Regions from separate parts of the Mus musculus genome. Here region 2 is linked to region 1. A link is a loop called in an ENCODE intact Hi-C map of the cell type or tissue named here. Cell type or tissue: left cerebral cortex. All regions are shown on one strand. Region 1 overlaps Ppp2r2c (protein phosphatase 2, regulatory subunit B, gamma). Region 2 overlaps Ppp2r2c (protein phosphatase 2, regulatory subunit B, gamma).

What was found. Hi-C counts contacts between places; a loop is a spot of excess contacts. Peaks named below come from ENCODE experiments on the same cell type or tissue, not always from the same donor. Only the 100,000 strongest peaks of a DNase experiment are listed, where the experiment ranks them.
Region 2: a loop joins it to region 1, with 9 times the contacts of the local background. A loop is called at or near these places in 1 of 42 quality-filtered maps.

The regions. Positions count from the first base shown.
Region 1 is chr5:36,944,906-36,948,905 of GRCm38, forward strand. It overlaps Ppp2r2c (protein phosphatase 2, regulatory subunit B, gamma), which reads left to right. Exons shown (of 9, transcript NM_172994.3): 7 at 2,163-2,332. Among named protein-coding and RNA genes, the nearest start is that of Gm52813, 6.6 kb to the left of the region's middle. In left cerebral cortex, a CTCF peak has its summit at 1,764 (motif pointing right); DNase peaks (open chromatin) are centred at 700, 1,531 and 1,755; H3K27ac peaks cover 1,768 bases.
Region 2 is chr5:36,889,864-36,893,863 of GRCm38, forward strand. The region is part of intron 1 of Ppp2r2c (protein phosphatase 2, regulatory subunit B, gamma); the gene reads left to right. Among named protein-coding and RNA genes, the nearest start is that of Ppp2r2cos, 15 kb to the left of the region's middle. In left cerebral cortex, no CTCF peak of the experiment used is centred here; DNase peaks (open chromatin) are centred at 1,114, 2,195, 2,708 and 3,608; H3K4me3 peaks cover 241 bases; H3K27ac peaks cover 3,782 bases.

The DNA of each region.
Region 1 (4,000 bases):
TTTTCTGGAATTTTTTTCTCCGCCTCTAAATAGCCTGTGTAGAACCAGTCCCTACCTGCTTGCCTCCCGACCCCAGACCAGATGGAACCCTAGCCAGGAGCATGCTTGCTAAGCACTCTGACACCAACCATGCCCTCTGCTATGACATCTTATGCTTTGATGTGCTGCTACACAGGCCACTGCCTCTGTCATTGGCCATGTGTGGCTCAACCACAGTATGCATTCTTGGCTGTCATGAGGTTCCCAGGGCCAGAGCCTGTGATGTTCCTCATCAGCCATGATCGTTATTCCAGCTGCACTTGTGTAAAAAGCCTGCAGCTTTCACTAGTCCTTTGCCTCCCACTCCTCTGTTTGAAAAAGCCAGGGTGTGGCTGTCAGAGACTCCCCCAGGGCCCCGCCCACAGCATCCTTTCCTAATAAGATGACACTGCAACTTCCTTCTCACCGAATAAGAAGCACAGTGGAGTCCTGTGTGCGCTCATGCCTGCACTGAGCAGGGGAGGAGGCTGAGGGTCAAAGGAGTACAGTAGTTCCTTAGACCTGTCTGAACCAGACAGGGCTCGGGTGTACTGGCTCTCCTGTATTCCCAGCCGTGGCTTCAGCTCTCCCACAAACACTAGAAATGCAGGTTGTTGTCTGCTAGGCATTGTGGCAGGGTAACCATAGAAACAGCCATTCACGACTCCTCAAAATAGACAGTGATTTCTGCTTTTGATAGCAGAGTCTGCAAGACGTGCTAACAGCTGCTGAGCTGTTCAAGGCTAGCAAACCATTCACTCCTCAGAGTCTCCCAAGATGGAGCCATGAGCGCTCCTTTCTTGGCATTTTGCTCTTCCTCAGCCTCCTCACCATGTTGCCCTGGAGCCTCAAGAGAGCACTCTTCTCTTGGACTTAAAACAACATGTGTGCTTTGAGCAGTTGTGGGGGCTGGAGATCTACTCAGGGTGTGGCCAGGGCTAACTATGATGGAGGCTTTAGGAGCAGCTGTTGCCCTGTCCTTCCCAGCTGCTAAAGCTACCACACCTTGGCTACCACAGCCCCTAGACAGCCAGCACAAATCCCCATCCTGTCCCAAGGTTCTTCATACCAGTGTGGCGGGAAGAGGCCTCTCTGACAGTAAGCTTGGGAGTGAGGCTCAGAGCTTCCCCAGATAAGCTCTTTGTGGGCTTCAGTATAAGGGATAGTGTGGCAGAGAAGATGGAGGGCTCTGAGACTCAGAAATGGGGGCCAGAGCATGTCAGTTCTTCATGGGCCACAACTCAGGACACATTTCACTTTGTCTCTTGGGGATTGGTTGTGTGAGGCTGAGCATGGAATGAACACTCAGTGAGCATTATTGAATCCAGTTTATTAGCCCTTTTATCTCTGCTGGCCTGGGCCACTATTGGGGGCTTTATATGCCCAGAGAGGAAAGATCTGTCCAGAGCCTCTTGGGAGCTGTGGCCAACCCTCTTCTTCCAATGAGGCAATGGGCGGGGCTGTCACTCAATGGTTTCTTGTGGTTGGCTCTACTGAGATGCTTAGGTGGTAACTGACTGCTAGCACCCCCCACTTCCCCTCCCCCCAACTTCCCACAGAGCTCAGGGAGTTAATGCCAGCCCAAAGCAGTTCTAGCCACTGGGGTGTGATTAGCCACAGGTGTCCAATGCACATTCACAAAAGCAGCTCCTGGCCCGAAGACGCAGGACCCGTTAGTACCAGAACCACATCAGGGTCTGGCCTAGAAGATGCTTTCAGGCTTGTGTTCTGAACTGCCAGTAGGGGGCAGCAGAGAGTGTGCAGCAAGCGTAGCTCTGAGATCTGCTTGTGGATTCACTCTCAGTCTTGAGTTTTCTTGTGTATTCAATGGGGGTAATTAGGCTACCACCCCGAAGGTTTTATTAGGGGATTAAGTGAAGTCATTCACAGCACTTCAGTAAATAATCAATTAACACAGTTCCCACAAGGGAGCCCTTCCATGAGCTGGCTTTTCCTCTTTAGAGGGTCCTTAGAGCCCAGGGTTTTGGTAGGTGTTTAGGGAAAGGTTTGATGAATGAATGAATGAATGAATGAATGAATGAATGAATGAATGAATGAATGAATAACGGTACAGATGAATACAGCCAGCTCTGGTTCTGACTGGTCAGGACAGCCAATGACAGCTGCAGATTCTTTCTCCACAGTCTTTGAAGAGCCCGAGGACCCCAGCAACCGCTCCTTCTTTTCAGAGATCATCTCCTCGGTGTCCGACGTGAAGTTCAGCCACAGTGGGCGCTACATGCTCACGAGGGATTACCTCACGGTCAAGGTCTGGGACCTGAACATGGAGGCGAGGCCCATAGAGACCTACCAGGTGTGTATAGAATTCTGGCATCCTCAGGGCCCTCTGCATGGTGTGAGATCTCCCAGGATGCCCCCTCCTCCTTCCTTGTACTGACAACCCACAGGGCTGCCTAGCCACAGGGGCTTTCTGTGGTTGCAGTGTAGATGAAACTGCAGAGAGCCTTTGGGGTAGCTGAGGGGCCTCTGCCTGGGGCTGTCATCTGCATCTAGAGCCCCAGCTTCTGGGGATGGAGGGGAGGAAGGAATAAAGGTCTGTAGTCAGGCCTGAAGTTGGGGTGCAGATGTAACCCCCAGCATCCACAGCCTTACCGGTAAGTAGGTAAGCATGACCCCCGTCATAAACCTCTGTGTGTGAATTGTATTCAGTGGTAGCGTGGAAGATGTTTCTAGATCTTCGGGGTGGTTTTTTTGGAGCCAGTGTTCAGGGTGGACCCCTGAGCACTTCTGGGGAAACTTTATTCATCCTCCCGCCAGACCTCTTGGTGGAGCACAAAGACAAAGCTGGTTTGCTATTAAAATATCAGATGTGCAGCGCAGCTTGTAGGTGTTTGGCGAGGGGGCAGGGCAGGGCTTTTGGGAGACAGCTGCATCTGTGCTGAACCCTAAAGGTGGTCTAGAATTTGGATTGGCAGAAACAGGTTCCGCCATGCCACAAGACACCCCAGCCCTACCCACAGGGCTGTGTCTGTGTGTCAACACACACGTGCCTATCACCTATTCTGTCCTGCTCCAGCAAAGAAGGCGCCGACTACCGGTTCTGCAGACAGGGACACTGGGAAGCTGGAGAGTGACAGAAGAGTCTGAGCTCAGTGGTGGCAGTCCCAAAGCTCACCGCTGCTTGCTGCCCTGCCCTGCTCTGCCCAAACCTGAGGTGTTGTGTCCAGGAGGCAAAGCTTCAGGATGGAGCTCCTACAAGTCCCGTGCTCCCAGCACATCTCCTTGCTGACCTGACGACCCCTCTGTTAGCAGTGGGCAGGGCCTGTGGCTCGCCACTTCTCCAGGTTCTAGCCTGTATATTCTGAGCAGAGACAGACCCTCTTGTGTTCCTCTGAATTGAGGCAGGAAACAACCTCCAAGCTGTGAGGTGACTGGGTCTCTGCTTTCCCAGGGCCCTGGGCTCATCACAACACTGTGGTCATTATTTTAGGGAGGGGTGAGTGTGAAGCCTCTGGGCTTCTCAAAGCCTGTGAGGCCTCAGTGGAATGGCAGCATAACTATTTGGGGAGGGGGATCAAGAGTTGGGACTTTCTGTAAGATTTCTGTAAGCTGTCCTAAGGTATCCTAAAGATTCCAAAATAACAATAATAATGACTACAACTGCCCGTGTCTTTGGGGGTTGACTTTGTGTCCCAGAAATTGTTTGTAGTGAGACTGTGCTTAGCCATCTTGCAGTACTTGGCAGGCGAGAGCTGTTTCCTGCCATCAAAAGGACTCTTGAGGGGCGGGAGAGAAAGCACCATGGTTAAGAGCACTGGCTGCTCTTCCAGAGGACCCAGGTTCAATTCCCAGCACCCACCTGCAGCTCACTGCTGTCTGTAACTCCAGCTCCAGCGGGTTTGACACCTTTACACAGATACACATAGAGGCAAAACACCAGTGCACATAAAATAAAAGTAAATAATTTTAAAAGGAGGAGCCTTTGAGTAGGCTTACAGGAGTGGGATGATCCCAAGACATT
Region 2 (4,000 bases), 55 kb before region 1:
TTGCACAAAAATCTCAGTAAATACTTTCTGTAAAAAAAAAAATGTTGTAAAAAAATGTTTCTGAAAAAAAGAAGTAATACAGAAAAACAAATGTTTCTGTGGTAACCATGGTTTTCTTCCTCAGTAACCCGGCAGGCCTGGGAAAGCCTTCAGACAGGTAGGCAGGGTGGCTCATGTCTGCAGTCCCAGTACTTGGGAGGCTGAGGCAGGAGGATTGGCATGAGTTCCAAGTTACCATGGATTATAGAGTTGAGGAATTGTTTATTTAAAAAAAGAAGGGAGGGGCTAGAGAGCTCAGTGGTTAGGAGCATTGACTGCTCTGCCAGAGAACCCTGGCTCAATTCTCAGCACACACATGGTAGCTCACAACTGTCTGTAATTCTAGTTCCAGAGGATCAGGTATCCTCACACAGACATACATGTAGGCCAAACACCAAATGTATATAAAAATTAAAAAAAAAATATATATATATATATTTAAAATGGGGGAAAAAAGAAAAAGAAAGAAAGGAATGAGTGAAGGTATGGAAGAAGGAGAAGCCAGGCCCTCTTCCAGGGTGTGTCTGAGTGTCAGGGGCTCTCTGCACGGCACTACAGGACAGTTGGGAAGTTGCATCTCTGCTCTTTCTACCAGTGAGGAGCCTGTGACTCTGAGCTGCAGGCATGTAGCACTTCAATTATTGGGCCTGATGTTAGATACCTAAGTCTCTGAGAGATTGGTCAAGGTTGCACTGCTTCTTGGAAGGAGGCTCTGCAAATAGGCCTTGCTGGCCCTCATGAGGCCTCTCCCCAGAGAAAGGTGGGGATCCCTGGTGTGGTGATCAATGTCCTGTTTTCCATTAAATTGTTAAGGAAACAGTCCCCCTCATCTATAAGGTGGGGAGAAATAAAGGTTAGGCCTCTCTGCGGCCTTATGCCACCCCCTTAGGAAGCCTTTGGGAGCTGAGTTGTGTGGGGACTCAAGTACCTATGATTGGGTCGGGGCGGGGGCTCAGTCTCCGCAGTGTCCCGGGTGAGCTCTGCCTCCTTCCCTTCTCTTTCTCCTGGCACCTCCTCGCCTTCTTCCCAGGCAGGGAAGAATAGCAGCCACTGCTGCGGGGTTATTTCAAGGGGATCCCCATGGAAACGGGGAGTGGGCGGCTCCTCTCAGCCACAGATAGGGAATTGGTTGTAGTGACAGCTTGTCCAACCAGAGTGTGCAAAGGACCTGCTTTGACAGTGGGGTCTGCAGAGGCTGAGGGAGGGTGCTCCCTACATTGTGCTGTATCACCTAGGCTTCCCTGGCTCCTCAGGCACCCCCAAAGTCGAGCTGCACCTGCCAATCTCTTCTTTCTTCAGCCACGCTTAAACTGGGGCTTTTGCCTAGAACTCTGTATTTTTTTTAAAGATTTATTTATTTTATGTAAGTACACTGTAGCTGTCTTCAGACACTCCAGAAGAGGAGATCTCATGAGCCACCATGTGGGTGCTGGGATTTGAACTCAGGACCTTCAGAAGAGCAGTCAGTGCTCTTAACTGCTGAACCATCTCTCCCGCCCCCTAGAGCTCTGTATTTTGAGCCTTTGTTCCTCTCGGGATCTCTTCCTCACCATGGACTAGATAATTCCCAGAACCCCTTCATCTCTCTCACCATTTCTAGCAGCAGTGTTAGTTTTAGCTCCTGGAAAGCTTTGCCCCAGGAAAGTTCTGCAGAAACAATGTGAGCCTCACTTATTCCAGTTGGCGCCTCCTCTGCCTGGCTACACTGTTGTCTGTCTCCTCAATCCTGGGTGGACAGCACAGGTGAAAAAGTCTAGGAGGCAGGGAAGCCACTCAGGAAGTGATAGACACAGGGGAGTGCCCAACAGGTGGAGCCTATATAGTGGGACCCTTCTATTCCTTTATGAACGGTAGGCTTCTGAGCTCTGGGTGTCTCTGCTGCTTCTGCTGGACCTGAGAGACAAATGGTGTTCTTTCAAAAGTTGAAGGGACTTTAGGGTTGAGAGAGGTACCAGTTTATGCCTGGAAAAAGGCTGAGCTAGAATGTAAGCTGAGAGCTTGGCTTCAGCCCAGTGTCTCTGAGGGTTCACTGCCCACTACTGTGGTCTAGCGGCTGGGCCACCTTGGGGTAGGAGCTGAGGAAGAGGGCCTGGAACATTTCTAAGCCAGTGACATCTGGTGTCGGGAATCTGTGAGGGGGAGTGTGGGTAGGGTGTGGTGAGAATGCTGGAGGAGAGCCTCTGACTTCTGGTGTCTCAGGATTTTAACTCATATGTATTAGATGTTTCCTGAGGACCAGGCAGTGCTCTGGGTGCTTGGTTTTAAACTTCAGTGTGCTCTAAGGATAGATAACCATTGTTACTGACTTCTACAGGCAAGAAAAACAAAGCACAGAGAGCGTCAGTGATCTGTCTGGTGGCACTTAGCCAGCAGAACTGAACCAGTGCCCAGAAGTACATGAGACACTGGCCCTCGGGCTCCTTAGAGAGGAGGCACTATAGGCATCTAAAACTATGAGACATAGATTGAGGCCATATAGATCAGGGCCCAGAAATCCTTCTGCCTCTGGTTCTGGGGCCTGATGGATGAAAGGCTGAGAGACACAATGACTCTGTCTGATGCAATGAGGTTTTTTTTAGACCACTCTGAGGATTTGATTAGCAGGTAGCGGACTGAAACCCGTTTGACATGGTGTCCTTAGTTTGTGGCCTCCCTCGTGTTTCTGGTTGGAGGAATTGGGTGCATGGTTGCTAATACATGTATACAAGTGCCTCCAGCAGATCCTGTCTTACCCACGACTATCTGGAACATTCCTAGCTATTGCAGAGAGATGGTCAGGAGTCCCCCTTGAGAGGCATAGAGAGGGGTTTGGGATGCACCGGATCCCAATAGTAATGGAGGTGAAGGTGTTCCCAGAAGTAGCCTGTTAGGACTGCTTCTTTGTTTAGGGCATAGTTCCCATCTAAGCTGGTACCCAGGGAGAATCCATGCACACCGTGGAAGATAGGCAAGATAGACCTGCAGGGTGTATGTGTGTGTGCTGGGAGAGGGCATAGCTCTGCCTTCTTTGCATACAGCTTCCTCCATTGTAAAGAAGTGAGGAGCAGAGGTCATCTTTGCAGATTTCAAAATGCAGAAGTCTTGTCCTTGGCATAGCAGGGTATAGGAAAGTGTGTGTGTGTGTGTGTGTGTGTGTGTGTGTGTGTGTGTGTTTGTGTGTGTGATAATTCTCCCAAACTTCAGAAGCCTAGCATCTGGGCCTGGGTAGGTCTCCTGAGAGTACTGGGGGAAGCTATGTCATCTCCTTAAATGTCAGTCTTTCTGTCTTTGTAACCAAGGGAGTCAAAAGCTCAGATGCTCTGGGTGAGACTTGGTAGGGCATGGCTACACAGGTGGAAGGAAGGGTCTCTTCCCACACACCCTGCTGTCTTCTGTGGAGACTGCCTCTGACTTGGGGACCTGCTCACTTTTCTTATCGGGTCTTTGGACCAGCCTGGAGTCCCAGGCCTTGTCATTGGGAGAAGGCTACAAGCAGTTAAGTGCGTGACCAGGATGAGTTGCTATGCTTGCCGCCTCAGCGGCGTGGGCTGGGTGAAGCTGCACCAAGAGCCATCTGTTTGAAGCCCGTAGACCAGATGGTCTGGTAGGACTCCTGGGGGCAGGGTGGGGAGGGAAGACATTTGCCAAAACACCCAGCATCTTCTAGAGCCTCATCACAGCCCATACTTAAACAGACCAGGAACAGAAAGCCTAGAGTGGCTCAACGACTGGTGACGGTCACACAGCCTGGGGGTGGCAGAGGTGGCACTGGAACACGGGGCTTCTTGGAACCTGGGCTCCTGTGGTTCCAGCTGAGGGCTGTGATCTCAGGCTCCGTGTCTTTGGGCCTTGTCTGGAAGTCTAGACTGTACCCTGCTTTATTATGGTCAGACAGACAGTCTGGGTCCCTACAGCCCTGTATGTATCCTAAAGTACCCTTTGCTCTTTAAAAAAAAATGCACAAAACTCTCCTGATAAAGTT